Regions from separate parts of the Mus musculus genome. Here all the other regions are linked to region 5. The links are chromatin loops, found by intact Hi-C in ENCODE. Cell type or tissue: heart. All regions are shown on one strand. Links, peaks and the distances in the headings refer to the core of each region. The heading gives the core; the rest is flanking DNA. Region 1 holds the start of Llgl1 (LLGL1 scribble cell polarity complex component). Region 2 holds the start of Dhrs7b (dehydrogenase/reductase (SDR family) member 7B). Region 3 holds the start of Alkbh5 (alkB homolog 5, RNA demethylase). Region 4 holds the start of Tmem11 (transmembrane protein 11). Region 5 holds the start of Top3a (topoisomerase (DNA) III alpha). Region 6 holds the start of Flii (flightless I actin binding protein).

Region 1 (4,955 bases), core at 483-4,482, 80 kb after region 5:
GAGGCGCGGGACGCCACGGACGCCCGCCCGACCCACGACGTGAGCGTGCCCGCCGTGCCGTGCCGCCCCTTGCTCGCCAGACAATGGGCGAGGACGGGGCCCCCGGGCTCGCCGGGCTCGCCGGGGGGGGGGGGCAGTCACGCATGCGCAATGGTGCGGGGCCTGCTGGGACTTGTAGTCCGAAGGTGGGTCCCAACCGTGGGAAGCTGGGCTGTGGTTTGCTAAAGGTTGTTTTCCACTCACGACTGAGCTAACAACATTCTAATAATTCCAGGGACAATTCTCTAGCCCCTCCCGGTCCCACTTCCCCCATCTTTGCCGTTGTTATCTAGTTTGTGTGGCCAGTTTTCACGGATCACTACTTTGCCTATTCCTCCGGTGTGTATTCCACACCACGCTTTTTGTCTCAACTATTATCGAAGAACCCCTCTCTAGGAGCCCGCGATGGTTGTGCATAACTTTAATTCTGGCAATCAGGTGGCAAGCAGAGGCAGGCAGATCTCTCTGAGTTCCAGGCCAGTCAAAAGCTACATTGTAAAACTATGTCTCAAAAAAAAAAAAGAAAATCTCAATTCCTTGAGAGTTATTATTCATGACCCAACACAAAGAACTTCGGTTTGCACCGGCTCAGAAGATCCTTGAGAGGGACGCGAGGCAAAGAAAAGGGGCGGAGGGCTGCAGGAGGTGGCAGGCACGTAGGGCTGAACAGGAGCGGGCTGGATACAGCTTCTCCCCTTGTTTCCCCCATCCCTACAGGGAACTCCGAGAACAAAGCTGCGCCCCGCCCCCGCTTTCTTCCTGTCCCACCCACCTCCCGAGACTTTTCTCTTCTGGACAATGGCCTCTAGGCTGAACCTTTTCCTGCTAGCTGAGGGACTCAGTGTTGGGAGAGATCCCAGGAGTTTAAGCGGGCCAAGCCCCTGTCCTCCCATCTTTGTCAAGAGAGGAGGCGTTGACCCTTAACCCTCAGGCAGCTGCACTGCAGCAACAGGGACCTAGCTACCTCCAAACTGCCCACGACCAGCGTTGCTCAACCCGCCCTGGGAGTTGGGGCTCAGGACTCACAGCTCTTTCCCGAGCTGTAGCTAAAGTGGTTGGCTAGACAGCAAAGGGCCCCTCCTGATCTCAACACGCTTAATGATTTTAAGAGCTCACTGAGAGAGGCACAGATACCACACAATTTTAAAGTGATATCACCCCAGATGCACAGAGGAAGAAACAGTGGCAGCCAACACAGACCAAGATCAGCCCCACACAAGTCATGATCAGAAGCAACTCAGAGGCCTAGGCTACAGTCCTTGTGCTACCCCATGTTGGATTTCAACCTTGCAAATGCTCAGGACATGCTCTACCTCAGCACCAGCTTTCTCTACCCTCATCTCTGCAGTAAAAGTTTATTAGGTTACCCAAGTAACCAATCCCCAGAAATTTTACACTGCAGTCACAAAAACAAAACAAACAAACAAAAAACCCCAAACACCAGACAACAAAACAGCAACAAATAACTTCTGTTGTTTGATAGCCAATAAGAATGACTTTTACCGGGCAGTGGTGGCATACGCCTTTAATCCCAGCACTTGGGAGGCAGAAGCAGGCAGATTTCTGAGTTCGAGGTCAGCCTGGCCTCCAGAGTGAGTTCCAGGACAGCCAAGGCTACACAGAGAAACCCTGTCTCAAAAAACAAAACAACAACAAAAAAGAATGACTTTTAAGGGGCTAGAGAGATGGCTCAGTGGTTAAGAGCACTGACTGCTCTTCCAGAGGTCTTGAGTTCAGATCCCAGCAACCACATGGTGGCTCATGAGATCAGATGTCCTCTTTTGGTGTGCCTGAAGACACAGTGTACTTATATATAATAAATAAATAGATCTTTGCGGGGAAGTGGTGGCACACGCCTTTAAAAAAAAAGAAAAAGAAAAGGAATGACTTTTAAGGCTGGAGAGATGGCTCAGCAGTAAGGAACACAGGAATACAGGATGCTCTTTGAGGTCCTGAGATCAATTGCAAGTAACCATTTGGCTGCTCAAAACCATCTATGTCTATAATGTGATCTGATGCCCTCTTCTGGCATGTAAGTGAAAATGCAGGTGGAGCACTCATACATTAAATAAATATATCTTTTATATCTTTTTTTTTTTTTTTTTTTTTGAGACAGGGTTCCTCTGTGTATAGCCCTGGCTGTCCTGGAACTCACTTTGTAGACCAGGATGGCCTTGAACTCAGAAATCTGCCTGCCTCTGCCTCCCAAGTGCTGGGATTAAAGGAGTGCTCCATCATCACCCAGCAAATGAATATTTAAAAACAAAACAAAAAAAGCCGTGCTGGAGAGATGGATCAGAGAATAAAGGCACTGGCTGTTCTTCCAGAGGTCCTGAGTTCAATTCCCAGAATACACACAGTGGCTCAGAACCATCTGTAATGGGATCTAATACCCTCTTCTGGTGTTTGAAGACAGTGACGGTGTACTCATATACATAAAAATGAATAGAGAAATGTAAAAAATAAAAATAAAAAATGATGGGCTGGAGAGATGGTTCAAAGGTTAAGAGCACTGACTGCTCTTCCAGAGGATCGGAGTTTAATTCCCAGCATCCACATGGTGGCTCACAACCATCTACCAAAAGCAGATAGAGCACTCACTAAATACATATAAAATAAAAAAAATTTAAAAATACATAAAAAGTAAGGTTGATTTTTGTTTGTTTGTTTGTTTCATTTTTTTGAGACAGGGTTTCTCTGTGTAGCCGTGGCTGTTCTGGAACTCACTTTGTAAACCAGGCTGGCCTGGAACTCAGAAATCCACCTGCCTCTGTCTCCCAAGTGCTGGGATTAAAGGCATGTGCCACCACTGCCCGACTGCATTTTTTTTCTCAATGAAATTTCTTCCTTTCAGAGAACTTTTGTGTTCAGTTGACATAAAATTAGCCAGTACAATCCCAATTTTTAAAAATAGATTTTGAGTTTTGGTGTCTTATTGTTTGTTTCTCTGGTGGCAGGGTTTCTCTGTGTAGCCCTGGCTGCTCTGGCTGGAACTCATTCTGTAGAACAGACGGGGCTAATTTACCTAAATGCTGGCCAATTTTAACTTTAGTAAGTTTTTTGTTTTTGTTTTTGTTTTTGTTTTTTTTAATGTTCTTGGATATGCAGTGGTGGCACACGCCTTTAATCCCAGTTCTTGGGAGGCTGAGGCAGGTAGATTTCTGAGTTCAAGGCCAGCCTGGTCTACAAAGTGAGTTCCAGGACAGCGAGGGCTACACAGAGAAACCCTGTCTCAGAAAAAAAAAATATATATATATATATCTTGGGCTGAAGAGATGGCTCAGAGGTTAAGAAAACTGCTTTTCCAGAGGTCCTGCTTTCAAGTACCAGCAACCATATGGTGGCTCACAACCATCTGTAATGACATCAGGTGCCCTCTTCTGGCCCACAGGATACATGCAGGTAGAACACTATCCATAATAAATAACTAAATCTTTTTTTTTTTTTTAAATGTCCCCCTATCCTCACTCTTTCTTTCTGATGTATGGGTGCATTGTTCTACACCTGCATGCTAGAAGAGGGCATCAGACAGATGCCCTTATAGATGGTCATAAGCCACCATGTTGTTTGTAGTGGCTATTCCTGGTTGTCAACTTGACTGTATCTGGAATGAACTACAATCCAGAATTGGAAGGCTCCCCAGTGATTCAAATCTGGAGGCTGGGAGAGAGAAGTTTCTGACCCGGATCTTGGTATGGAGATCTTGAGGCAGAGTGGCTATGAATTCCAGAAGATTAAGACAGTGAGAGCTCCGAGTTCAAGGTCATCTGGGATTAAAGGTGTGGTGGCACACACCTATAAGCTGGGCTACACCTTCTGCTGGAGGCCATATAAGGATATTGGAAAAAAGAAGGCTCACTCTCTCTCTCACTCTTCTTCGCCTGCTTGCCTTGTTGGACTGAGCAACTGCTAGATCCTTGGACTTCCATTCACAGCTGCGGCTGATCATTCTTGGGAGTTGGACTGCAGACTGTAAGTTATCAACAACTTCTTTTACTATATAGAGGCTAAGCCATAAGTTCTGTGACTCTAGAGAACCCTGACTAATACCTGGTTGCTGGGAATTGAACTCAGTACCTCTCTGGAAGAGCAGCCAGTGCTATTGACCATTAAGCCAGCTAGGCAGCCCCTCTTTAGTGGATTTTTAAATCTGAGAAGCCTATGTTCATTGCCTTCATATTCTGACTAGAAACACAAACATAACCAGCTGCCCAGGCTCTGACTTCCTCGTCTTCCCCATCACAATGGGCTGTGCCTTGATTTGTGAGCTAGAAAGCACTTTCTTTAAATTGAATACATTTCTATAAAAGGTAAGAAAAAGATGTGGTAAGTGCCTTCTATCCTGTGTCCTTAGGAAGTGGAAGCAGGAGGGTCTCTTGAATCAGGAATTTGATGCTGGGCTGGAGAGATGGCTCAAAGGTTAAGAGAACAGTGGTCCTGGGTTTAATTGCCAGCAACCATGTGGTGGCTCACAACCATCTGTAATGAGATCTGATGCCCTCTTGTATGAAGAAGGCAACAGTGTACTTACATAATCCATTAAATAAATAAATCTTTTTTTTTAAAAAAAAGGAATTTGAGGCTAACCTTAAGGGCATAGCAAACAAAAATGTACCAGAGATGGGGTGAGGGTGAGGAAAAGAGGAGGATGGGGAGGGGAGGGAAGGAGAGGGAAGGGGAGAGGAAAAAGGGGAGGGAGAGGATCTAGATGGGTGCAGTGGAACACCTTGGACCCTGATCAGTCTTGGGATGCAGAGGCAAGTGGAATTCTGTATGGTACAGGCCCACTTGTTTGTTTTTTCTTTTTGAGATGGGTTCTTGCCATGTAGCCTTGACAGCCTTAGAACTCACAGCACTTCTCTTGCCTCTGCCTTCTCCCTAAGGGGTGGGATTATAGACTAGAGCAATAATGTCTG
Region 2 (4,955 bases), core at 265-4,264, 51 kb before region 5:
TCAGGATCCACAGCCTCCCCAGAACGTGCTCAGCCTCACTCAGTCACTTAAAGCAGATGTACCCCGCGCCTCCGCTTTAGACAGGACACCGTCCTCATTTCCACTCACCAAGAGGTTGCAACATCCCTAGCCTTTACCTAAAGGACGGAGAGATCATGGTCAATCAACTTCATGCTCCCGCCTCGGAATTGACGAAATGCAGCTTGGTTCCGTCCAATCACAATACTCGGGAAGCACATGCGCTCTGAAGATGCGCCCAACAGAGGTAGAGTTTAGCCTTTGCGGTCTAAATGACGTCAGTCTGCTTAAGTCCTATACCGTAAATCTTCCGGAGGAAAATTCTAAGTAGTGGTTTGGGTTCCATCGGTTTTCAGAAAAAACTGAACTTGCTCTGCAAAGCTGAGTTTGATGGCATATGGCTGTTATCCGAGTACTTGAGAAATGAAGGGAGGCAGCTCAGGAATACAAGGTCCCCTTTGGGCTAGGCTGCATGACACTGCTTCAAAAAGCAAAAATAAATGCTACAGTTGCCAAGATTATTATAAACGGCGATGTGATGTTGTTACAAAGATGGGGAGAGGGGGCTCGGTTTTTGTTTTTGTTTTTTAAGGAGGTTAGAAACAGACCTACACATAAGTAGTCACTTTTCCTTCCAACAAGGAGCCACATTTAACACAACTAGGAACGTACTATTCTAGTATTACTATTATATATATATATATATATATATATATATATATATATATATGTATATATATATATTACATACATACATTATATACATACATACATATATACATAAATACATATGTGTACATATATACATATATATACATACATATATGTCACTATTACATGTAATATTAATACTATTAATAGTGCTAAGTCTAGGAACTTTCTTTATTCTTTTTCTTTCTTTCTTTCTCCCCCTCACCCCGCCTCTTTTTGGGTTTTTGAGACCAGTGCTTTCTTTATGTAGCCTTGGCTGTCTTGGAACTCGTTCTTTACACCAGGCTGACCTCGAACTCACAGAGATCTGCCAGCCTCTGCCTTCCAAGTGCTGTGAGTTCAAGACTAGCCTGGTCTACATCGCGAGTTTCAGGACACCCAGGACTACAGAGAGAGACCTTGTCTCAAGATAATAATTATAACAACAACGTCAACAACACAAGAGAGTGTATAAGCAATACAATTTGTAATACATATAGCTGGAAATAAATTTTATTTCAAAAGATACAAAGTTTGCAGAAAAAATTATTATCTTAGTTTTTCAAGACAGGGTCTCTCTGTGTAGTCCCAGTTGTCCTGGAATTTACCCTGTAGACCAGGCTGGCCTCAGAGATCTGCCTGCCTCTGCCTTCTGAGTGATGGGATTAAGGGCATGAGCCACTATTGCTCAGCAAATTTATTGTATGTTCATTATTGACTGTTTATTGTAGATGAGAGGAGCTTGCATAAAGATATTTCATGCAAGTTTATAATGTACTTTGGGCATACTCTCCTCCATTCTCTCTAGCCTCCTCTTTCCACCCCCACTTAAGTGTAAGGAGTCACACAGACACACACCCTTCTCTGTGTAAGCTGAAGCCAAGTAGAGAGTTGAGTCGGAATTCCATCCCTCACTGACAAGACCACTTCCCACGTGTGAAAAGAGGCCATGCAGAGAGCAATAACTAAACACTCTTTCCCCTCCCAGTGTCAATGGAGACTTATTAGAAGTCTGGACTTCCATTTGTACCAAATAGTAACAAAGAGTTCCTCTAGGTGTCAGTGAAGGACAAGTGGAATTTACAGACTTCCACATCCATCTGCCAATAGCAAAAAGGCATAAGATTATCCTGCCAAAGTATTGTCCAAGGAAGCCAGCTTAAATGGAAAATGGAAATAGGATTCAGACTCTTAAGGTACTTAGAAGTCCAGGTTTCTGTCAAAAAGCACTAGCTTTGGGCTAGAATATATAGCACAATGTTAGAGTACTTGTAAGCATATGCAATGCACTCAGTTTTATCCGTAGCACAAGAATGAAAATTGAAAAGCATATGTTTTTAATAAGAAACTGAACTTTTTTCTTTTTTAACATTTTTTATATTTTTATTAGTCCTTTGAGAATTTTGTACAATTTTTAAAAAAGATTTATTTATTTTATGTATGTGAGTACACTGTCCTTCTCTTCAGACACACCAGAAGAGGGCATCAGATCCCCATTACAGATGGTTGTGAGCCACCATGTGGTTGCTCGGAATTGACCTCAAGACCTCTGGAAGAACAGCCACTGCTCTTAACCACTGAGCTGTCTCCAGGTCAACCTTTTTCTTTTAAAATCTTTATATGTATGGCTGCCTCACCTACATATATGTTTATGTACTAATTGTGTGCCAAGTTCCCAGAATCTCTAGAAGAGGTTATCAGATATACTGATACTGGAGTTATAGGTGAATGTGAGCTGCCTTGTGGGTACTGGGAATTTAAACTGGGTCCTCTGGAAGAGCAGCCAGTGCTCTTAACTACTGAGCCATTCATCTAGACCCTCCCCACCCCCGATAGATAACTTTTAGATGGTGCCTCTCCTCTCCCTCAGGTGCCTCTTCCTCACTATCTTGCTGGCTTTGGACCTCTTCTCCTCAATAAGCTTAAACAATATATCTATTTCTGAGTCCTTCAACAGCAGCTGCCATTGGGAACAACAAAGAAAGGAGACTCAGGTGACAGGGAAATATCTGCTTGGTCCTGGATCAGCAAGCTAAGAAGTTTCATGGATATTCTATCAGTTAGGGTTCTCCAAAGGAACAAAGCTCAATAGTTTATATATAGATATAAAACAAAATGAGATAGATAGATAGATAGATAGATAGATAGATAGATAGATAGATAGATAGAATTGATAGAATATATATATGGATGGGGTGTGAGTGTGTGTGTGTGTGTGTGTGTGTGTGTGTGTGTGTGTGTGTGCATTTTATTAGAGTACCTTACAGGATACAGTCCAGGTAGCCCTACAAAGTCTTTCTCACTGTGGAAAAGCCAAAGTCTGCTAGTTCACTCAGTCCTCAGTCCATGAGGCTGGCTGTATCAGCAGATCAGCAGTCTCAGTGTGGTTCTGAAGTACTTGGTGGAGTCCCAGAGAGCTGCTGGCATTCAGTCTACATTGGAATCCTAAAGAAGTTGGACTTAGCACCAGCCCTAGAAACAGCACAGATGCACTTGCCAGCAAGAGTAAGGGCAAGCAGGAAGCAAACCAAAGCTTTCTTCTTCCACGTTCTTTTATCTGGGTTGCCACTAGAAGGTGTGGTCTTGATTTAGAGTGGGTCTTCCTGTTTCAAATAACCTGATTAAGGAAAATCCCTCACAAGGGTGCCTAGCAGTTTGGGTCCCAGTTAATTTCAGATGTATTCAAGCAGGCAAACAAGATTAGTGATCACATTCTCTAGTGAGCTCCCAGGAGATGTAACAGCTTTACGGACAGAATGAGAGAGATTAGTTCTGCCCTACTTAGCTTTATGCTCCTATTCAGTAAGAAGCGACAATGTACTGGATGATCCTCTGAGCTCCCATCTTCAGGAGTTCATCTGGGCCTGCTCGAAACTGACCATTCATAAAGGAGGGGGTGGGAAAAGCCATGGAACCCTCACCTGAGTATCCAGCTACCCTTCCACCAAGTTATATGCAGTTCTTCCCTTGGAGCCTGGAAGGAGGGGCTAGAGTATCTAGGTATGTAAGAACCAAGAGGGGGAGCTCCAGTTATGGGGCCATGGGTTAACCATCATCCCTGCAGGGTACAGATCTTTCCATATCAGCATTAAGGTCACCAATCCTCTTGCCTTTAATCCCGGACCAATTGCTCTGTTGGTCCTATTAGCAAGCCTATTCATTGGTTCCCCTCAAGTGTACCTTGGTGGAATCAAACTTTGATTTGTCATTGTGACCCTGAGGGGTGAGTAGATGTTTCTTAGCATGTCCTACAAAACCCAGGGTGATGTAACCACAGGCTTTTCTACCAGTACACCACTTCCTGAAATAATGACTCTGAGACTTAATTATATCTGAATGCCTAAGCCACAAGCTTTGGCTCATTCCTTAACTAACCCTGGGCTCATAACTTAATTAACCTGTGTATTCTATTCTGTGAGATCCACATGGCTGGTTACCTCTTCTCAGTTTCATGTGCCTGTCTCCTGAGAGTTAGGGCGAATCTCCTCTTGCACCTGACTCTATCCCAGAGTTTCTCCCTCCCTACTGGAACTCCCACCTCCTTGTTCCTGACTCAGCTCATTGGTCAATCAGCCTTTTATTGACAGGTGATGCTTCCATATAGTACACAGAGATTCTTTCTACTGGATGAAAATTATTGGAACAAGTAGAACAAGCCAAGAAGGCTGATCTTCTGCCTTCCACTCTCGATTCCTACCTAAGGAATCAAGGAGAGAGGAGCAGTGGTGGCGCACGCCTTTAATCTCAGCAGTTGGGAGGCAGAGGTAGGCAGATTTCTGAATTCAAGGCCAGCTTGGTCTACAGAGTGAATTCCGGGACAGCCAGGGCTATACAAAGAAACTCTGTCTCAAACAAACAAACAAACAAACAAACAGTGGGCTGGAGAGTTGGCTCAGCAGTTAAGAGCACTGACTGTTCTTCCGAAGGTCCTGAGTTCAAATCCCAGCAACATTTGTCCAGCTATCTGTAACGAGATCTGGCGCCCTCTTCTGGAGTGTCTGAAGACAGCTACAGTGTACTTACATATAATAAATAAATAAATCTTAAAAAAAAACCCCAAAGAAACAAAAAAGGAATCAAGTAGAAAAGTTTCTGGGGGGAAATTGAGATGAACAAGCTTAAGGAATAGTTTAGCCACCTGGAACTCAACCTGGCCTATGCACACACTCTCCTAATAATACATTTGGCAGCCCAGAGCACTCATCTGAGTGTACAACACACATACACAACCTCTCCAAACAGTGTAC
Region 3 (4,955 bases), core at 481-4,480, 240 kb after region 5:
AGTGCACATCTGTAATCTCAGCACCTGGGAGGCCAAGACAGGAGAATCAGACATTCAAGATCATCCTCCTTTGTGTAGAAGGTTGAAGGCTAGCCTGGGCGACCTGAGACCCTCACCCCATCCCCACCCCCAAAACGATAAAACAAAATGCAAGACAAGGAGACCACATTCATAGAACTCGAACTCCTATGCTAGTCTTCAGAAAGATGCTTTCAGATGAATTCTCAGATAAGCTACTATGGCCACTTCAAACCTGCCTGCAGGTACACAATTCCACATTAGTCTTATCCTGCTATGAGTTTCAGACACAAGCTTCCTATGGTTTGCACGCAAAAAGAAAAAAGGCGAGTCAGAACCATAATAAGAACCGGCTCCCGCCAGCTGTGGCTTCCCCGGAACCGGGTGGACACTTTTAGGCGGCAGGGTGCAGGGCCAGCCCCTCCTCCCAGGTGTGTTACCTGAGCACAGTCACGCTCCCCCTGCGCACCGGCAGAGAAAGCACAGGTTCCGACACCCGGATGGGCTTGAACTGGAACTTGCAGCCGAAGCAAAGTGCCGAGTCGCTGAAGAAAGACACGGACACGATGGGGCGCTCGAAGATGTGGATGGGGTCAACGTGGGACACGATGCAGCCGCCGGGCTGGTAGTCGTTGATGACCGCGCTGTTGACGAAGCCCTCGGGGATGACGCGGTGCTCCACCAGCTTCTGGATCACCAGCTGATGCACCCAGTCCGGGATCTCGTCGACGTCGCCCGGCGGGTAGAGGCGCTCCTGGCCCGGCCCGCGCTTCTGCAGCTGGGCCCCGTACGTGTAGCCCTCGCCGAAGAAGTACTTGTTGCGCAGGGGGGCCCGGTCCACCGTGTGCTCGTTGTACAGGCCCTTCTCGGCGCGGGACACCACCTCATCGATGCGGGCCTCGATCTTGGAGCACTCATCCTGACTGAAGAGCCGGATCTGCCGGATGCCGCTCTTCACCTTGCGCGCCTCTTCCTCCTTCTGCAACTGATGCTCCTCGTAGTCGCTGCGCTCGGGGTCCGAGTCCTCCTGGTATTTCCGCTTGGTGGTCCCGGACGCCGGGTAAGGCTCAGCGGCGGCCGCGGCAGCGGCAGCGGCAGCCACGGCGGCGGCCGCAGCGGCGGCGGCCTCCCGACTGCCCGCCTTGTAGTTGTCCCGGGACGTCATGGACTTGAGCTTCTCCCGCAGGTCGGTGTAGCCGCTGGCGGCCGCCATGGCCCCCGCCAACTCAACTCTAGGGTCCTCCGCGGCGGTCCGGCATGGCTCTCAGGGGACCCGAAAGGGACCCGAAAGGGAAGCGAGGGTCCTCAGTGCCAGGCCCCCATGCGTGGCTCAAGGGACCAAAGGGGTAGGCGTAGAGGGGCCGGGAAGGGGTCGAACCTCAGCCGCGGTCGGTCATGCAGCACCAGCTACAGCGGGGCTTCCTCCTCCTCCACCTTCTCCGCGTCCTGAGGGAAAAAGGCGCCGGCAGCGCCTCATGCCGCGGAGGGCTTCGGCCAAGACTCCGCCAGACTCCCGGTCGGACCCTCAGACGCCCGGCCCGGCCCGCACTTTAAAGCTCTCCTCACGACGTCACCGCCAGCCCGCCCGACCTCCGACAGCGCCGCTCCTTAGCGGGCTTCTCGACGCGCGTGCGCACTGCCGGCGGCCACGAGACTCCACGTACTTTGAGCATGCGCGTGCGTGCCGCCCAGTCGGCGGAGAGGCCGGCGCATGCGCAGACGAGGCCCGCTCGTCGGCCGCCGCCCCTCCCCCCACCCGCGGAAAGCTTCGAGAACAGCTCCCGAAAACAACAATTTGCCTGCACGCCAAGCCGCCTCCGGGGCCGAGGGACTCCACCCGCCGGAGTGTGCTCGCGGTGTCCACTGGACAGCGCTGCCGCGTCACGGCATCGTGCGGATGCCCGCAGACGCCTCAGCTTCCAGCGCACAAATCCTCGGGAATCGCCACAACCCAGTCCGCCCCGTGACCGCCCCCTTTGGAGCTTCCACTTTCTTAATTGGACTGCCGGCCACGCGTTGGGCAAACACGGACTGGAGTTTCCAGAGTCGGTTGGTAAATCATGCTTGTCAATCAACTAGTCTCCTTGGCTACTGCGTCCATCACTTAATTAGCTTCGGGCAGAAGCTCGAGGACCCCTGAAGAGTGAATGGGTGGCTAAGTAAGTGCCTGAATGGAGTTCTCGGCGACGAAAAGCCCTCAGGACTCCGGTGAAGCTTCGGAAACAGTGGAAAGTTAAAATTACGGGCAGGAGAGCATCAGGCCCAAACTGTGGAGCAAGCCAGGACAACAAAAGCTGGAGGCGCGCGGTCCGGGCACCCACACCCCATTCCCGCCGCCATCGCTTCCCGAAGCGGACGTTCCACAAGTCACGTCCCGGGACTGCCCACGGGTCGCGCAGCCGCGGGCACGCGCACGGGCACGTCACGTTCCTACTGGGGTTGGGCGTTGTTATAGGGGGCGACAAAAAGGCTTTCCTGTCTGAAGGGCGCAGATTTACCACGGATCGGTCCAAATTGGAAATATTCTTCAGACAGAAAATAAATAAATTGCACAGTGGGATGGTAAATGCGTCTCAGCACTCTGGAGACTGGTTGGAGGATAGCTCACAAATTGGATGCCAACCTAGGCTACACAGCGAGCCTCTGTCTCAAAACAACTACAACAAACCCAAACAATAAAAAATCCTGAAGCGGAGGAGAAAGCCTGAACAAAGGTTTAGCCGTGCTGGAGGTCCCTGGGCACTCCAGCAAATAGGAATAGCAAAGAGGTTCTGCTCTGAACCTCCCCAAGATGAATTCCAGCTTCCTTTTCTGGTTCCCAGTCCCTTTTCCAGTCTTTGATACTCCGTCAGATTTTCATATATCGCCGCCCCTCCTGGCTGTCCATGCTGTCTGTCATCTGTAATGCCTGTCCATCTACAGTGTCTGTCACACAGCTCACCCCTTGTCTTCCAGGCATCCCAGAGTCTGGTGTGTAAAACCAGGAACCAGTACTTACCTCGAACGGTGGTTGTGAGGATGGAATGACGCAGCAGAAGGATTGCTGATACAGCATCCAGACCTCAGTCTTCTAATCTGAAAACTGAGGGTGGCAGCAGTCTCTGTTGGAAAGTGGGGACTGTGTGGTAACTTGGAAAAGTTTGTGGAGTGGAAAGCCAAGAAATTAGGGAATCCAGGCCACCCTCTCTCCCAAACAGCAGGCAGACAAAAGGGAAATGGGTCTGGGGATTCCCGGGGCAGCCCCTTGGGCCCAGGTGACAGAGAGAGGGTGGAAGGGCAGCTGCAGGTAGAAGATGGACTGAAGGGCAAAGCCAGCTGAACTGGACTTGAGCCCGGTCTGTACTGTGTGAACACCTGGTGGGTCTCTTACCTGAGCAGTTTGCCTGGGCAGATTGAAGCTTTTCAGGAGCCCAGCTCTCTAAGCCTCTGATCTGCCTTTCATGGCGGGAGCTCTTTACCACTGCACCCAGATGCACCTAATAGCTAAGGTCCCCAGCTCTGCTCACCCAGGCAAAAATGACCCTCTTTGGGTACGGTGCACACCTTTAAACCCAGCACTAAGTTTTGTGTGTGTGTGTGTATGTACCTCAGGAGTTCAGGGCCAGCCAGGGCTACATAGACTGCCTCAGAAAAAGATTTTTTTTTTTTTAAGCGACTATCCCATAGGTTGAACTCTCCAATCCCAGGGTGTTTTCTCCTTGACTGTGCTTTTTAGTCAAGCCCAGATCCTGTGGGGAAAAAGCCAGGCTGCCTGGGTTGAACTTCACAAGGCCACTTGCACAAGTCCAATACTGTCCGCACTCCAGCAGCAATTTCATAATTATACCAGCCTCACTGGGATATTTTAGGGATTAAATGAGTTAGCATTTATCCAGGGCATGGCACATAGTAAAATTTGTTTGTTTGGTTGGTTGGTTGGTTTGTGTTGGTTTTGTTTTGTTTCTTTCAAGATAGAGGTTCTCTGTGTAGTCTTGGCTGTCTGGAGCTTGATCTATAGACCAGGCTGGCCTTGAGCTCACAGAGATCCGACTGCCTTTATCTCCCGAGTGTTGGGATTAAAGACCCTGGTTTTTGTTTTTGTTTTTTTGTTTTTTACATTTTACTTATTTGTCTTTTTCCCCCCTTTACATCCCTACACAGCTCCCCTCTGTCATCCAAGTCCCAACCTTACAAATCCCTCCCTCCACTGCCTACTTCCCTTCTTTTCAGAGAAAGGGTAGCCCCCGCCTTGGGTAGCACCCCACCCTGGGACATGTAGTCCCAGGAGAACTAGGCACATCCTCTCCCACTGAGGCCTAACCAGGCAGTCCAGGTAGGGGGAAGGGCAAGAAACAGACCCAGACAGCTCCCACTCCACTTGTTAGGGGACCCACATGAAGACCAAGCTGCACATTTGCTACAAATGTGTAGGGTCCAGGTCCAGCTCCTGTATGCTCCCTGGTTGGTGGCCCAGGCTCTGTGAGCCCCATGGCCCCAGGTTAGTTGATGCTGTGGTTTTTCTCATGGTGTCTTTGAACCCTCTTCCTTGCTCACTTCTATCCCCAACTCTTCCACAAGACTCCTTGGACTCCTCATGATGTTTGGCTGAGGGTCTCTGTATCTGCCTCCATCTGCTGGATGAAGCCTCATCAGGAGACAGTTACACTAGGTTCCTGTCTGCAAGCATAGCAAAGTATCATTAGTAGTGTTGGGCCAGCTCTCTCTCACATGGAATGGTTCTCCAGTTGGAGCAATCATTGGTTGGCTGTTCCCTCAGTCTCTGATTCATCTTTATCCCTGCACATCTTGTGGGCAAGACAAAATCCTGCCTGGCTACAGGAGGCAGTCACTTCAGACTTTATATCCCCCTCTGGTAGAAATCTCAGCTAGAGTCACCCCATAGACTCCCCGTATCGTCTCCAGTCCCAGGCCTCCAGCTAGTCACCAGAGATGACCCT
Region 4 (4,955 bases), core at 425-4,424, 100 kb before region 5:
TGCCTCCCAAGTGCTGAGATTAAAGGTGTGCTTAGCCCCAGATAGTATAGATAGAGCTTGGGGACTTGGTGTTTGCACTGCTGAATTTTTGTTTTGTTTTGGTCCTTAATATGCACCGATCTTTCCATTTTGAAAGGGAAATGTTTATTCTCTATCAGTATATGATTTCTATTATTATTATAGCTCACTGTTAAGACTTTGGACTTTTATTTTGTGGTTTTTCAAGACAGGGTTTCTCTGTGTAGCCTTGGCTGTCCTGGAACTCATTCTGTAAAACAGGCTAGCCTCAAAGTCAGAGATATGCCTGCCTGCCTCTACCTCCCAAGTACTGGGATTGACTTTGGACTTTGTTGGGATTTTAAAAGTTGAATTGTTTTTTTATATTATGAGATAAGCCTGAGATTTGGAGAAGGAGGAGTGAAAGTTTACGGTTATGGCTTAAAGCAGTGTTTGTCAAATTTATAAGTGATAAGGTTGTTTTGTGTTGCCAACTTTACACAAACCTACCCACTATGGGAGGCAAGAGACCCTGAACTATACACAAGCAGAGAAAGAGAAAGAACTGGGTATGAGCACACATTAATACATCCTGCACTCTCGCTCTTTTTTAAAAGATTTGTTTTATTTATATGAATACACTGTAGCTGTTTCCAGACACACCAGAAGAGGGCATCAGATCCCTTTACAGATGGTTGTGAGCCACCATGTAGTTGCTGGGAATTGAACTTAGGACCTCTGGAAGAGCGGTCAATGCTCTTAACCGCTGAGCTATCTCTCCAGCCCAACCTGTGCTCTTTACTGTGGATGTAGTGACAGCGCTCTCACATTCCTACTGCTCTGACTTCCCTGCCATGATGTCATGACTGTCAGTTATGTTTCTATTGAGGTGATCAGACACCATGAACAGTTAAACTCAGAAAAGAAAGCATTTGATTAGAGGCTTGTTTGCACTTTCAGAGGGTGAATTCATGACCATTATGGTGGGGAGTATGGCTGCAGACAGGCAGGTGTTGGAGTAGTCACCAAGAGCTTATATTTTGAAACAATCACCAGGCAGAAAGAAGAACAGGGCCTGGCATGGGCTTTTGAAACCTCAAACCCATTCCCGGTGACTCACCTTCAACAATAAAAGCCAGACCTCCTCATTCTTCCTAAACAGTACAATTGGGAATCAAACATTTAAATATATGCGCCTATGGGGACCGTTATTAAAACCACCGCAGACTATGACCTGAAGTGTAGGCCAAATAAATCCTCTTCTCCCTTAAGTGGCTTGTGTATTTTTATCACAGCAACAAGAAATAAATCTAAGACAGGGACATAGATCCCCGGTGGGATCCACCATGTCTCTGACTTGGCACCAGAACACTAGATCCTTGAGGACTCCCAGTAAAGGCAGACCCTCCTGGCTAGCTGCTTCCCAGCTTAAATGTGGGCTTGGCAGTCCCTGGTCAGTACACATTGTTTTTTGCTCATACTGCAGTAGGGCTGAGAAAAGGGTTCAGACATCCCCTAGGCAGTGGCTATAGGGTAATGGGAAAGAGAACACGCCCCTGCACCTTTTTTGTTTTGTTTTGTTTTGTTTGTTTGTTTGAGACAGGGTTTCTCTGTAGCCGTGGCTGTCCTGGAACTCACTCTGTAGACCAGGCTGGCCTCGAACTCAGAAATCCACCTGCCTCTGCCTCCCAAGTGCTGGGATTAAAGGCGTGCGCCACCACTGCCCGTCACCCCTGCACTTTTATCAGGTTCCTAAAGAGCTGAGAGCTTTCTCACAGATGTTCCTGGGTAGTAGAGTGTAGTTAAGGAAGGGGGAAATGGGAGAGAAAACATAGATTTTTACCTCCTGGCTGAGTCACAGGGACCACCTACATAAGTTCCTAGGTTCTTGTGTCTCAGGACAAAGAATTGTATCAGAGATGCATAGTTAGCAATAGAGGCAATTTACTTAAAAAAAAAAAATTTACAAAGACACTCAGGTAGGGAATGGGCTAGTGATCTGGAAGAATGCATAACCTGAAGTCCTTAGCCATTACCTGCCTTCTCCAGGCCAAGTTTTTCTCTTGCATGCTGTTTGTTATTGAGTAATCCAGGCAAGGAAGGGATCCCAGGCACTATCAACTGGCATTGATTGATTGATTGATTGTGTCTGGGTGTTTTGTGCACTACACGTGTGCTGTGGTCGTAAGGCCAGAAGAGGGCGTCAGACGTTACTGCAATAGCTGACTGTTGTTAGCTACCACGTGCCAGAAACTGATCCACAGTCCCCTGAAAGAGCCGTTAGTGCTCTTAAGTACTGAACAATCTCCGCAGCCCCCTCATACCTTATTCTTGACGTCTCTCTACACATCCCTATTCTTTTGCCACACTTGCATGTGTTACGAGTTTGGCAATCGGAGGCGGAGTTGCATATTCAATTTGAAAACCAGGAACTTTATAGAAACCAGACAAGCATAAAACCTGACTGGGAGGAAAAGGCGTTTTAGGGCAAGCACATCTACAGACCTTCAAAATCTCTGGATTTGTCAGCCGGGCAAGTTCCGGTCAGGAGAGGGGGGCAGTTGACGCCGCGGAGGCAGAGGTAACCTTCGGACTGAAGGTGCACGAGTTCTGGTCTGCAGATGGGAAAGGAGAAAGGTTAAGCTGCTCAAGTCATTGTAAAGTGTGAGAACTGGGGGACTCAGGCCCCCAGCGGCCGAAGCCACGGTGAAGGGCAACAGGGCCGAGGCCAAGGGTTGGGCCTCTCAGGCTGTGAGGGCGGGATCGTCGCGCGAAGCGCTCTGGGAGTGGTAGGCGCTTTCTTTCCGCTCTCCTTCAGCCACTCGTTCTGGGAGCCCAAGGACGTCCAGGCGGTGGGCGCAGCGACTCGCACTTTGCGACTTGAAGACTCTTTCCTAAGGCGGATCCCACCCCCTCGCCCTCTTGCGCGCGGCAGCTTACAGCAGGCTTCCGGCGTGAGGTATTGTGGGCAGTGTAGTCCTTCTCGCAACCTCCCACCTCGTCCGCGCGGCTCACGGGACTACGTTTCCCTTCGGCTCCCGCGCGCCCTGAGCCGCGTCGGCTCCAGCCCCCGACGAACCGAGAGTCTCCAAGATGGCCGCGTGGGGAAGGAGGCGTCTGGGTCCGGGCGGCGGCGGCTCCCGAGAGAGGTAAGCTGGGCTCGCGACCGCGGGCGAAGGTCGACCGCAGAGCCGGCGAAGCCTCTGTGCCACGCGCGACTCCGGATCGTGTGCCCGCCACGCGCGGGGCCCAGTCCGCGGGGGCTTAGGTGTGGGAGGAGCGGGGCGGCGCGACGGCCAGGAGCGAGGGGAGCGCGACTCGGAGGGGCGGCGACCCGCAGCCGGGTGGGCGGTGAGCCAGGGTGAGTAGCTGCGAGGGCCGCCACGCTGTCCTACCGAGCGTCCTGTGGGCTCCGGGCCGCTGGCTCGCGCACGTGGCCCGCTCGGCCTGGGCGCCCGGTGTGGCGTGGATGGGCTCCGGGGAGAGGAGGAGGGTAGAGGCTCGCGGCGCCGTGTGCTTTATAGGGGCGTTTGCTGAGAGCGGCAGCGTGCCGGGCGCGCCTCCAAGAGCCTGAGCCTGGCCGCCTTGTGAGCGAGCAATCGTCGCCACTTTTTGAGGGTTCTCTTCGAGCACTTCTGCCCTAAGTCCTTTGTAGTGACCTTTCCTACTGAATGCGTTTGGGGGCGCTAGGGGTTTTGTTTCTTCCAGTGATTTCCGGATGACAAGAGTAGTTGACGTGTTTCGGGTTGAACTTGTAGCCTTTTCCTTCTGGGAATTATTTTTAGCTAATAGGTTACTAGAAGCTGTTCAACGATAAGAAGTTTGGGGAGGTGGGTGTATATCGGTGGCGCTACTGGATTAACCTGCCCAGTCGGTCTTGCTAAGTCCTCCGCATTTTACTGTGGATGTCAGAAAAAGGAAAAGAAAAAAAAAAAAAGCAAAGTTTGACTTTTTCCCCTCCGTTTCCAATGAGTACTGTCAACCATAAAAGTTGTGTCTCAACTAATCTGCGTTGTTCCTTTTTGACTGACGCATCCCATGTTTCTTGCTATTGCATACGACAGCTTTTCCATCCCACACTAGTCTTCCTGCTTGGCAGAAGTGGTAGCCAGTTTTACTCCTGAGTTCGGTTATGCTAAATAATCCGTTCTGCGTTTACTGTGACATGGAAAAGCAGTGGCGAGGAGTGTTTGTTTGTTTGTTTGTTTGTTTGTTTTTTCCCTAACTCCCACTTATTTCTTAGATAAGAACAGCCAGAGAGGTTATCTTGTTTTCCGAGTCCTTAAATCCCTAAGGATGCTTTCAGGATTTTAATTTCAGCCCAACAGAAGGGAAGAACTTTCCTAATATTTCTGTTTGCTTGTTTTTAGAGCCACGTGTGTAGAGTCATTAGAGTTACTGTGTAGCTCTCTCTGGCTGTTCTGAAACTCACTCTATAGACCAGGCTGGCCTTGACCTCACAGAGGCCCGCCTACCTCTGCCTCCCAAGCACTGGGAATAAAGGTTTGGGCTACTGCACCCTGCCATACTCTTGTTCTTGGACACAGACTGAAAGGGCCAAACATGCATGCCTCAAGTGTGAGACAGGAGTCTTGCTAGCCTACCTAAGAAAATGGAGAATTTTTCCTTTGTCTTGAAACAGATATTAATTAAAAGCAGTTTGTCAACCAACCGCCCATAGTTTAGTCCAGGCCTTGCTGGTTGTGCTGCAGCAGCCTTTAAGGGAGTTTAAGTCCAATGCAGACAGAACTCACTGTGAAGCTAGATAGGGAGTGGTTCTCCTCAGAGCCACTGGTGCTTGTTTCTCACTGAAGTCTTAACTAGGTAAGGTTATCGTCCTGGGTCCTGTAGGTGTTCAGGTTGTGACCTTTGCCCAGGAATTGAAGGTTCTTCCCAAACATGCAGGTGCTGTATGTCTGCCAGGGATGGGCGTCTGATTTTATGATTTGAGAGTTGCC
Region 5 (4,783 bases), core at 1-4,000:
TCCAGGTTCTCTTGGGGGTCAAAACTGCGTGCCTCTGTTGCCTCCACCCCCGTGTACTCTTCATCGCCAAGTTCCTGCTCCATCTTGATCAATACAGACTCCACACTGGACTTGTAAGAGCCAACGCTAATTAACACTTTAGGAATGGGGCATTCTTCTACAGGCTTGGGAGGCAGCCTGTCCTGACTGGGCTGAGAGGGTACATTCTCTTGCTTTTCCATCCTGTCATCCACCTCTACAAAATCTTCAAAGAGGAAATTCGTTATGGGCTGTTGTTTTCGAAGCACTCTGTCAATCTGACTGGTCAGGAGGTAGCACAGGTCTCCTCTGAACATGTGTTCAATGTGGCTAAGCTGGGCCAGGGTCTGAGTGAAATACTCAGTGTCACAGAGTTCCTCCAAGGTCTTCAACTTCTTGTCAAAACACTTGGTGGACTTTGCTTTGATGAGTTTGGGGGTGTAAGCCGGTCTGCAGGTATAAAGGTCTGCATTAGCGGACTCCTCAGGATTAGAGGTAGTGGATACCTGGTCAGCCTGATCCTGGGTATGCTCTGTATCACCAGGCTGCAAGTCAGGGATCTTCGTCTTCTGACGAGGGTATGAGCGGATCTGCCTCAGCAAATCTTGATGTTCGATGATGGACTTCTCCACATTGGCCAGTTCATTGGCTTTCTCAATCGCCTGAGAAGAATAAAAACCCTTGTCGTTGGCTTTCTTCTGGATCTCGGTTTCTGTGTGTAGCACTGTCCTTGTGTAATCCAAGTCTTTCAGCTTTTTTTCAAGTTCCCCAGCGAATGCCTTCCTGTTGCCCATCTTCAAGCACTCAGATGCTTTGGAAAATTCGGCCGAGAGCTCTTGGAACTGCTGCATGATTTTATGCTGGTCTGCGGAGATATAAGCCATACAAAAGGGCCTCACAAAGCCCCTGGCCTCCAGGTCGTACAAGGTGAGGTGGTGCACATATGCAAAGGCCCCTTCCTTAGAGTCTCCCAGTACCACTTTAGAGTCTTCCACAAAGTTCAACTTGGGGTAGGCAGAACCGGGAGGATGGCCTACGAATGAAGCCTGGTAATCCACCGACATAATCCGCAAAGAGAAGTAATTAAGATCAAAAGTGCCAAAAACTTTGGTGTCATTGGGGATGGTAAGCAAGGGCTGGGGTCCCACCTGCTCAGAGAACTCGGAAATGAGGATGAAGTCCCTGGAGAACTTGGCCCCAGACAGTTTAGACCAGGGGTTTGCCCCCTGGCTGGCATAAGGAAAGAGAGGGACTGAGTACTCCTCAGGCAAAGCGGGCTCATTGTAAGGTTCTTCCTCGTATTCATCTTCCTTGGTGAAGGCCACCACATCAGGGGCGCTGATCATATTTCCTGAAATATGGCAAGCACATTGAGAGGAAATGGAAAATAATGTAGGGTTGGTCGGAGGGAGAGTCAGGCCTCTGGATGCGAAAACGAAGTTCTTGCGGCCTTCTTTGCACTTCCGGGGATCCTAAACTGCCCTGTCACACAACGAAGAACTCGAATTGCCGCAGACTCTCAAGGTTTGGGACCTGTGATGCCCTGGGCAAGCCTCATGAACTCCAAAGCTGCAGGTCCAGATGACGGAGGCTGGCCATTCTCCAGCGTTTGCCCGGGCCGGCGCAAGGTTCCTGAAGCTAGGTCACCAGCACTCCCCGGAACCTACCGGCGACATCAACAGTCCCAGCTCTGATCGTGTCATTAATCCTCGCCACGGGCTACCGCAGAATCAGTCAAATGAGTCTCCCCACGACCTAAGGGCAGAAACTGTCGCCGCTCCTAGGACCGTACTGTCCCAGGGAAGCTACCGCGGCACCGCCATCTTGGTATCACATGACTCCCCAGCATCAGCGTCGCGTGACCCGGAAACGCCCACACAGACTTCCAAGTTAGTGGCGCCTTTTAAGAGGCCCTGCCAATCAGATCTTCCAGAGGACAAGTCCCGTTAACTACCCATTGTCATAAAGAAAAGGAAAGTAGAATACAGTGGGGTGGAAGGGAGGAGGAGAAACGGTGTTGGAGGAACGTGCACAGGGCATGAGGCATTCTGGGAGTTGTAGTTCAAGGCTGCTTAGTGGCGCAGTGGGCGGAAGTTGTCTGTGAGCGCGAGTTTAAGCGAGACTCGGACGTGTGGGTTTCTGATCGAGGCGGCAGTTGCCTGGAAAAACTGCATTTATTAAGGTGGCTCTCACAGTTCCTCGTGGCTTTTCCTCTGGGTTCTCCAGCATGCACGGGCACCCGTGGAGTTGCTGCTGGAGCAGGACCTAGGGAATGATCTTCCCGGTCACCCTCTTAGCGTTTCAGTGGCACCGACGGCCTGGAGGCCGTGCCCTGTCCCGCGCTGCCATGGAAGTGGCCTTCCGAGGAGTGCGAAAAGTTCTCTGCGTGGCGGAGAAAAACGACGCTGCCAAGGGGATCGCCGACTTGCTGTCCAACGGGCGTATGAGGCGGGTAAGAAGCACTTGGGTTCTGCTTCCCTGAGGAACGCCCACAAAGTCCGACAGCGCGTTGGGTACCGGGAGCCCGGGCGAAAGCGACTCCGCCTATTTTGCGAGAGGCCCCTCCCGGCCGCCCTCACTTCTCGGTTTCTCCCTAGCCTTCAGGCTTTTTGTAAATGTAAAACCTTTTCACGCTTTTGATAGACCTTTGCTCGCCGGATCTGTCTGCTCGGCTCACATACCAGTGGAGCATTGCTCTCCCTTCTTTGGGTCTGGAGTGTGAGAACACGTGTATTTTAAAACTCTTCCTTGGTCAATCACAAGTTCAGTAGTATTGGAAAGCGGTAACCAACTCCTTTATCTTGGCGTTCAAGCCTTACTTATGGAATCCTGTCCCTGCCTTCTGCAGACCCTGTGACTAGGGTGGTGGCACCCTAGGGGTAACACTTAGGTTTAGGAACTAGAGAAGTCAATTACTACTCCTATAGACTGATTCTAAGATACACGAAAGATAGGATTGTCTCCTGACAAAACGGAGGTGAGAAGGGTAAAACCCCAAGGACTGTTGCGTTATCATTCAGCTGGAGGCCCTTCCTAGGAGCTGTTCCCTTTTCTTTGCAAACAGTTGGATCTCCAGACCTCTGCCTCCAGTTTTAAAATACCCGGAAGGGGGAGCCAAGGTTAGGTGGGCGCTGGCCCCTAACTACTTCACCTCTTAAAAATGTCTTTGAGTAATAATTTTTTCTTTTCTGTTTTGGAGACAGGGGTCTCACGATGTAGCCCTGGCTGTCCTGGAACTTGCTAAGTAGATCAGGCTGGCCTTGAACAATGGAGATCTGTTTGCCTCTGTCTTCTAAGTACTGGGGTTACAGACTGACATTCAGCCTAACTACTGCTTAGATCTCTCTCTCTTTTATTTTTTAATGTCTATGGGTGTTTTCCCTACATGTATGCCTGTGTATCAGACACATGCCCACCGAGGCCAGAAAGGGTATCAGATCTGGTTGTGAGCCACTATGTGAGATATGGGAATCGAACCTAAGTACTCTGAAAGAGCAGCAAGTGCTCTTAACTATTGAGTCATCTCTCCAGCCCCTTAAATGTCTTTTTTTAAGGAGCGCCCCCTGCCCCCCATACACGCACACACTTGGCCGGGGATTCTTTTCTCCCTCTCCCCCACCCCCTCTCTTTCTCTCGATGGCTAGTTGGTTGGTTTTTGGAGACAGGTTCCTCTGTGGTGTAGTCCTGTTTGTCCTGGAACTCACTATGTAGACCAAGCCAGGGCTTCTGAATCCTGTACCATCACAACACTTAGAAGGCATCTACAGTAATGAGACTGCCAAAGCTGGAATAAAAGAGATTGTTGCTGCTTTGTCCATACCATTGAGTAGATTGGAATTGAGTCTTTAAAACTGTATTTTATTCAGAGGGCTGGCAACCCTAGAAGACAGCTTGTCTCCAGCTGGCAGGTTATATAGAGACAATGGGGGTGAGGTAGAGAATGAAAGGCGGTCAGTCGCTTTGGAGTTCAATCGTGCCCCCTGGTCAGCCATATTTTGAGATTTGTGTTGTTCTGTAAGGATAAGTAAGAGTTAAGTTTGTAGGAAGAAATAAAAGATGAGAAACTAGATGAGCTCAAACAGCTAAAGCAATTGATATTTAATGCCAGAAATGTGGTGTTTGTAGTTCTGACTATGACATGACCAGGGCACAGGACCTCAGCACTCAATGATCAGGGTCCAAGAGAATACACATTTCTTGCTTCAGGCTGGGATTTTTGTAGCTAAGGATAGGGAGTGGGTGAGAGGGATTTGTTTGGGGCAGAATGAGGAAGTTAGCTGTTTTCCTTAGATAAGCAGTTTGGTCTGACTGCCAGGTCTGTTGTCTCTGCCACCACTGGGTATCTGGAGTTGGGCCTGCTGCCTTCTGCAATCCTTAAATATTTATTTCTTGGAACTTTGATCTCAGTTCCAGGAACTTGGCTTTTGGGGAGATTCATGTTTCAATTTGGAAGAAATGTCGTACAAGCTTAAGTGTGGTAAAGTATGGGTTGTATGACCATTATACTGTCTAGTTCCAGAAGGTAACTTTTGTCTCTTTATTTTTTTTAAGATTTATTTATTAATTATGTGAATACACTGTAGTTGTCTTCAGACACTTCAGAAGAGGGAGTCAGATCTTATTACAGATGGTTGTGAGCTACCATATGGTTGCTGGCATTTGAACTCAGGACCTTCAGAAGAGCAGTCAGTGCTCTTAACCACTGAGCCATCTCTCCAGCCCAACTTTTGTCTCTTTAAAAGAGCAAGTACCATTGTTAGCTCTG
Region 6 (4,955 bases), core at 497-4,496, 51 kb after region 5:
CCATGGTTGCCTTGGGACTCAGTTGCCAAGTGACAAGATGCCTAGAGTAGCTGAAGCCTTAGGCACTGTGTGACTCAGCTGAGACACCTGTCCATGCTCCCCAGACTAAAAATAAGACCCTGTCCTCGAGCCTGGTAAGGTCAAAGGGCAGCCAGGGAGCCTACTCCAAGCTCAGAAACAGCTCTGCTCTGTTACTGCCCACCACTGCCCTCAGAGCAGTAAGCCACTCTGCAAATGGAAGGGGCTTGCATTCCATCACCTGTCTAAAGTGGGACTCAGCCCTACACCTAGAGGGGTCTTGTATTCAAACTCCAGTAAGAAAGGAATAAAATAGGTGACTAAATATAACCCACTTAGGCCCTATGTGGTGGTGCAGGCCTTTAATTTCAGCACTGAAGAGGCAGAGGCAGTCAAGGCAAGCCTGGTCTACACACTGAGTTGGAGGATAGCCAGAGTTACATAATAGAGCCTCTATTCAAAACAAAACAAAAATAACAAAATAACCCGACTCTTGACAGCCTGAACTTCACCTGTTCTTACATTCTGGCCAAAGCTGATTGCTTCTGATCATGACTGAGCAGAAACGTGTAACCAAATAGGCTCTTAGACTCTATTCAAGAGCGAAGTCACTGTGGCCCTGGAAATCGTGTGCAATACCCAAGTCGGGAAGAGGCACCGCTGGGATTCGAACTCTGCTCTTCAGTTCCCAAGTCCTCCCTCCCACCGCAGTGACCGCAGGCCACGCCCCCACCTGCCCCGGGATGCGCGCCACGCCCAGTGCTGGGAGACACCGGGCCACCCGGTGCGCTGTAGCCGTACCTGCGTCCGAGCGTCAGCGCATGGACCCAAGGACAGGGCGAGTAGGACCCTGGAGGCCCAGGACTCGCCTAGGAATGGAACGTTCAAACCCCGGGAACCGAACGCCGAGGCCCGAGGCGGCAAGTGACCCGAAAGGCACGCTGGATAAGCAGGCCTTCGCTCCAATCCGAGCGCACAACTCCTGCGCACACGTGCTCAAAACGGAGCAGCTCAGCCAATGATCGCCAGGCACGCCCCGGGACCGTCTGGGGCGGAAACCACAAGCATACTCCGGATTTAAAGGCGCAAGGTTATATTGATAGCGCAAGGGGGGCGGGGGAGGTGGTGAGTGTGACAATCATTCAGGGGCTTGTCTAGTTTACTTACTTTCGGGTGTTTTGTTTCTTGAGAAAGGGCCTCACACTAAAGCCACAACTGACATCGAATTCTCAGCAGTCGTACTTAGTCTCACATCTGACCTTGTGTGTACTTGTAATGAGAGCCTCAGTGTGGAGTCTGAGCTCATGGTCCCTTGGTGGGCCAGGCAGACAAAACTGCAGTTAGCCCAAAGGCCCACATTCTGCCTCTCAAGTTCGCCCCTGTTAGAGTGCCTGGTGGTTCCATTTCCGTTTGGCCTGCCTGACACATAATGGGAAAAGAGCTCTGCCATCTGTCGTGGGAACTCTATCAGTCTCTTCCCTCCTGAAACCCGGGATGCCAGACCCTGGACTTCCATAGAACAGCTGTGTCTGTTTATGGGAAACCTACTGTATGCTGGCCAGGGCAAGATGGCCACTAAGAGCTTGGCCCAGGAGATATACACTGATCTAGAGCACAAAACAAATCAATAAAGAATGGTGACTGGAGTCCTGATGCCAAGGGAGAATTGTGAGTGTTTGTGCAGCCTGCTCTCTAAGCTGCCACATGTGAGTACTCTGGCAACTTTGGGGACCGTGTTACACATGATCAAAGTTGAGTCCTGAAGCTGAAGGATTAGGTCCCAAAGCCCCGGAAGTCTCACCACTACCACCACCACCACCACCACTGATCCCTCACACACAAACTGCCTGTGTCCCTGACGTTGTTACCACCATCACTCCTGGGTCACGGCCAGCCCCAGAGGCTACAGCAGCCCAAGCGACAGTGCCTGGACCCCACCCTCCACGTTCCGACAGGAGACTGGAAGTGTTGATCATCTCCAGCGGGACCCCTACAGGCCTCCCCAGAACTCTGGTCCCAGGGAGGCCTCGCAGCTCTGGGAGTCGCCTAGCAGCACTTCCCGCAGAGGCCGCGGCCGGGAGGCGGCGCGCGCGGGTTAAAGGGGCGGGGCCGGCGCTGACCCAGCCCGCGGCTCTCGGCCGCCCCGCGTCCTCCCTGCCCGTAAGAGAGCTGCGCCACCATGGAGGCCACCGGGGTGCTGCCGTTCGTGCGCGGCGTGGACCTCAGCGGCAACGACTTCAAGGTTAGCTGGGGGAGAAGGGGAAAGGCGACCCCTAGGCCGTCTCCCCGGGCCGCTTCCTCTGCGCTTCCGGGACCGGCGGGCGGGGCGGGCGGGCCTCCGCGAGTCTTCCCGGGCCTGCCCCGCCCGGGGCGGAAGACCTGGGCGGGGGCTCCGGGGGTCTGGGGCCGCGCGGGATTTGAGCCCTCAGGCCGCGAACCGGACCCCATGCCACCGAGGGAATACGCCCTAGCCAGCCACCGCCCCACACTGTGGTCTCGGGACGTCACTTCTCCCTCCGCGAACTCGGGGTTCTCTCCAGTCCTAGGGGCTCAGGAACAGCCCGTTTGGTGGCGTGTAATGGAAAGAGATCTGTTAGTAAGGAGTGTGACAGGTGCGCCAGGTCCTAGGCGGCAAGTCTGTTCAACTGCTAGACTAGGGGGACAAGCAGCCAGCAGCCCTGGTTCTTGACTATAAAGAGCCAGGCTATGGGCGTGGTGGTGCACGCCTCTAATTCCAGCTCTTGGGAGGCGGAGGCAGGTGGATCTTTGACTTCGTGGTCAGCCTGCTCTTAAAAGCAAGTTCCCGGACAGCCATAGCTATATCGAGAAACCCTGTCTTGACTTGAAGAAAAAAAAAATGTGCCGGCTAGACCCAGGCCCAAAGAGAGAAAAGCTGGCCCCGAAGGACAGCTCAGAAGCCTGGACCTTCTCCACCGCCTGGTCGAGTCCTTTAGATATCAGATTGGGGGATGCAGGAGGAGGTGGGCTCCTCCCGTGTTCACCTGCACACGGACACATGTTGGATCCCGTACACTGTGGGCATCACTTCATCCTGTCTACATACCCACCATCCTCACTTGTGGTCTCTATTCTCTCTCCACTGGGAACGTCTGAGTTACCTTAGGGAACGTGACTGGAAGAAGAGGTGTTACAGTAGCAAAAGGCAATTGAGCTTCATGCTGCTCAGATGTCAAAACTGCCAGGAGTAGCCTGGAGGGAGTGGCAAATGCCTTTAATTCCAACACTGGGGAGGCAGAGGCAGGCAGATCTCTGAGTTAGAGGCCAGCCTGGACACAAAATGAGTTCCAGGACAGCAGGGACTACACAGAGAAACCCTGTAATTGGGAGTTACAGGGGGACAAAACCTTAGGCTGGTGTGGTGGCACAGACCTTTAATTCCAGCATTCAGGAGGCAGAGGCAGGTGGATCTCTGTGAGTCTGAGGCCAGCCTGGTCTACAGAGTGAGTTCCAGGACAGCCAAGGCTACACACAGAGAAACCCTGTCTTTAATTTAAAAAAATAATTATTTATTATTTATATGTAAGTACACTGTATCTGTCTTCAGACACACCAGTAGAGGGTGTCAGATGTCATTACAGATGATTGTAAGCCACCATGTGGTTGCTAGAATTTGAACTCAGGACCTTCATAAAAACAGTCAGTGCTCTTAACCACTGAGCTATCTCTCCAGCCCCAAGAAACCCTGTCTTGAAAAACAACAAACAAAAAGGCCAGGGATGCTGAAGTGGGCATTGCATGTGAGGAATGAATGAATGAATGAATGACACTGTTCAAGGAACATTGGGGAGCTGGGCTCTTAGTGCAATCCCAGACAGCCAAACTGCCTTGGAACCCCAGGCAAAGCAATGTGAGTTCCACTAAGCACAGTGGAATGCTGAGGAACCCTTGAAACACACCAGGGACAGACTCCAGCTGGAGAGACACGTTTGGGCCAGGATGTTTGTCCTTTGGGAGCTTTCGTTTAGTGCCATTCTGTGAGTAAGAAAGAGAAATGTTCTCTAGGGACCACAGAAGGTGATGAGAGGAGGCACTCATCTCCTAGACTGTCCTCACCCTCCTGTTTCCTCCCCACCCCCCAGGGTGGCTACTTCCCTGAGAATGTTAAGGCTATGACCAGCCTGCGATGGCTAAAGCTGAATCGCACAGGCCTCTGCTACCTGCCTGAAGAACTTGCGGCTCTGCAGAAGCTGGTAAGGGATGTAGGCGGCGGGGCGCGGGGAGGGTCCTATCCTAGGGGCTAGGCCAGGTTGGCATACTCTGCAAAAAAGGGGAGTGGAATCAAGAGAAAACAGAAATAGCTGTGGGTGAAGCTGATGGTGTGTGTGTGGGGGCACATCCACCTGGGAGGTATGCAAGGCAGGTGATGGTGTGTAAAGGAGAGGGGACTGTTGGGATGGCCTTCCCAGATGGTGCAGTTACAGGGCTGCAGGCAGGGGCTGGATACCTTAGGTCCCCACCTGAACCTTTGACTCTTGTCCTGTCCAGGAGCACCTGTCTGTGAGCCACAACCATCTGACCACGCTTCACGGCGAACTGTCTAGCCTGCCTTCGCTTCGGGTGAGTGTTCGCCTGGGCTGCGGTAGGGTCAGGCGCGGGCCAGTGTCTCCACCCTCCTCCCCTCTGTGCCCGTGTTGCTGCAAGAGAGCTCATATGAATGGGAGAACTTTCTGAGAGAAAAGAGAGGACATTTCAAAACCCACCACCTCTCTGGATGGCTGTGAACACAGCAGTGTAGGCAGAACACAGTACTAGGCCACATTAGTGTGTCTAGTGTGCTTCTAACCTACCACATAGGTAAAGACTCTAGCCACACAAAAGTCACCCCCAGACAGCAGTGTAGCTGGTGTGACTGGGCCTAGAAGGTAGCTTGAAAATCAGGCCCTTGCCAGCCTTACAGGCTTCAGTTAGGATTATCC

The links. Peaks named below come from ENCODE experiments on the same cell type or tissue, not always from the same donor. Only the 100,000 strongest peaks of a DNase experiment are listed, where the experiment ranks them.
Region 1: it touches region 5 in a loop (6-fold over the local background); 17 of 42 quality-filtered maps call a loop at or near these places.
Region 2: it touches region 5 in a loop (4-fold over the local background); 7 of 42 quality-filtered maps call a loop at or near these places.
Region 3: a loop joins it to region 5, with 9 times the contacts of the local background. A loop is called at or near these places in 2 of 42 quality-filtered maps.
Region 4: a loop joins it to region 5, with 5 times the contacts of the local background. A loop is called at or near these places in 8 of 42 quality-filtered maps.
Region 6: a loop joins it to region 5, with 6 times the contacts of the local background. A loop is called at or near these places in 12 of 42 quality-filtered maps.

The regions. Positions count from the first base shown.
Region 1 is chr11:60,694,830-60,699,784 of GRCm38, reverse strand. Llgl1 (LLGL1 scribble cell polarity complex component) reads right to left here and starts at 85. Exons shown (of 21, transcript NM_001159404.2): 1 at 1-85. In heart, for the core only: CTCF peaks have their summits at 2,065 (motif pointing left) and 3,415 (motif pointing left); a DNase peak (open chromatin) is centred at 814; H3K4me3 peaks cover 797 bases; H3K27ac peaks cover 990 bases.
Region 2 is chr11:60,825,914-60,830,868 of GRCm38, reverse strand. Dhrs7b (dehydrogenase/reductase (SDR family) member 7B) reads right to left here and starts at 238. Exons shown (of 7, transcript NM_145428.2): 1 at 138-238. The coding sequence starts at 157. In heart, for the core only: a CTCF peak has its summit at 1,768; no DNase peak of the experiment used is centred there; H3K4me3 peaks cover 425 bases; H3K27ac peaks cover 352 bases.
Region 3 is chr11:60,534,699-60,539,653 of GRCm38, reverse strand. Alkbh5 (alkB homolog 5, RNA demethylase) reads right to left here and starts at 1,971. Exons shown (of 4, transcript NM_172943.4): 1 at 459-1,971. The coding sequence starts at 1,231. In heart, for the core only: a CTCF peak has its summit at 2,480; DNase peaks (open chromatin) are centred at 763, 1,673, 2,013, 2,393 and 3 weaker places; H3K4me3 peaks cover 3,165 bases; H3K27ac peaks cover 3,467 bases.
Region 4 is chr11:60,876,904-60,881,858 of GRCm38, reverse strand. It overlaps Tmem11 (transmembrane protein 11), which reads left to right and starts at 2,821. Exons shown (of 2, transcript NM_173453.3): 1 at 2,821-3,146. The coding sequence starts at 3,091. In heart, for the core only: CTCF peaks have their summits at 636 (motif pointing right), 2,179 (motif pointing right), 2,892 and 3,664; DNase peaks (open chromatin) are centred at 2,148 and 2,958; H3K4me3 peaks cover 2,732 bases; H3K27ac peaks cover 2,431 bases.
Region 5 is chr11:60,774,609-60,779,391 of GRCm38, reverse strand. Top3a (topoisomerase (DNA) III alpha) reads left to right here and starts at 2,027. Exons shown (of 19, transcript NM_009410.3): 1 at 2,027-2,470. The coding sequence starts at 2,291. Smcr8 (Smith-Magenis syndrome chromosome region, candidate 8 homolog (human)) reads right to left here and starts at 1,867. Exons shown (of 2, transcript NM_001085440.1): 1 at 1-1,867. The coding sequence starts at 1,364. In heart, for the core only: no CTCF peak of the experiment used is centred there; DNase peaks (open chromatin) are centred at 1,951 and 2,471; H3K4me3 peaks cover 3,466 bases; H3K27ac peaks cover 2,863 bases.
Region 6 is chr11:60,724,432-60,729,386 of GRCm38, reverse strand. Flii (flightless I actin binding protein) reads left to right here and starts at 2,124. Exons shown (of 30, transcript NM_022009.2): 1 at 2,124-2,260; 2 at 4,119-4,229; 3 at 4,525-4,596. The coding sequence starts at 2,198. Mief2 (mitochondrial elongation factor 2) reads right to left here and starts at 989. Exons shown (of 4, transcript NM_001009927.2): 1 at 820-989. It overlaps Mir5100 (microRNA 5100), which reads right to left and starts at 724; the gene lies at 661-724. In heart, for the core only: a CTCF peak has its summit at 2,099; DNase peaks (open chromatin) are centred at 976 and 2,126; H3K4me3 peaks cover 2,779 bases; H3K27ac peaks cover 2,351 bases.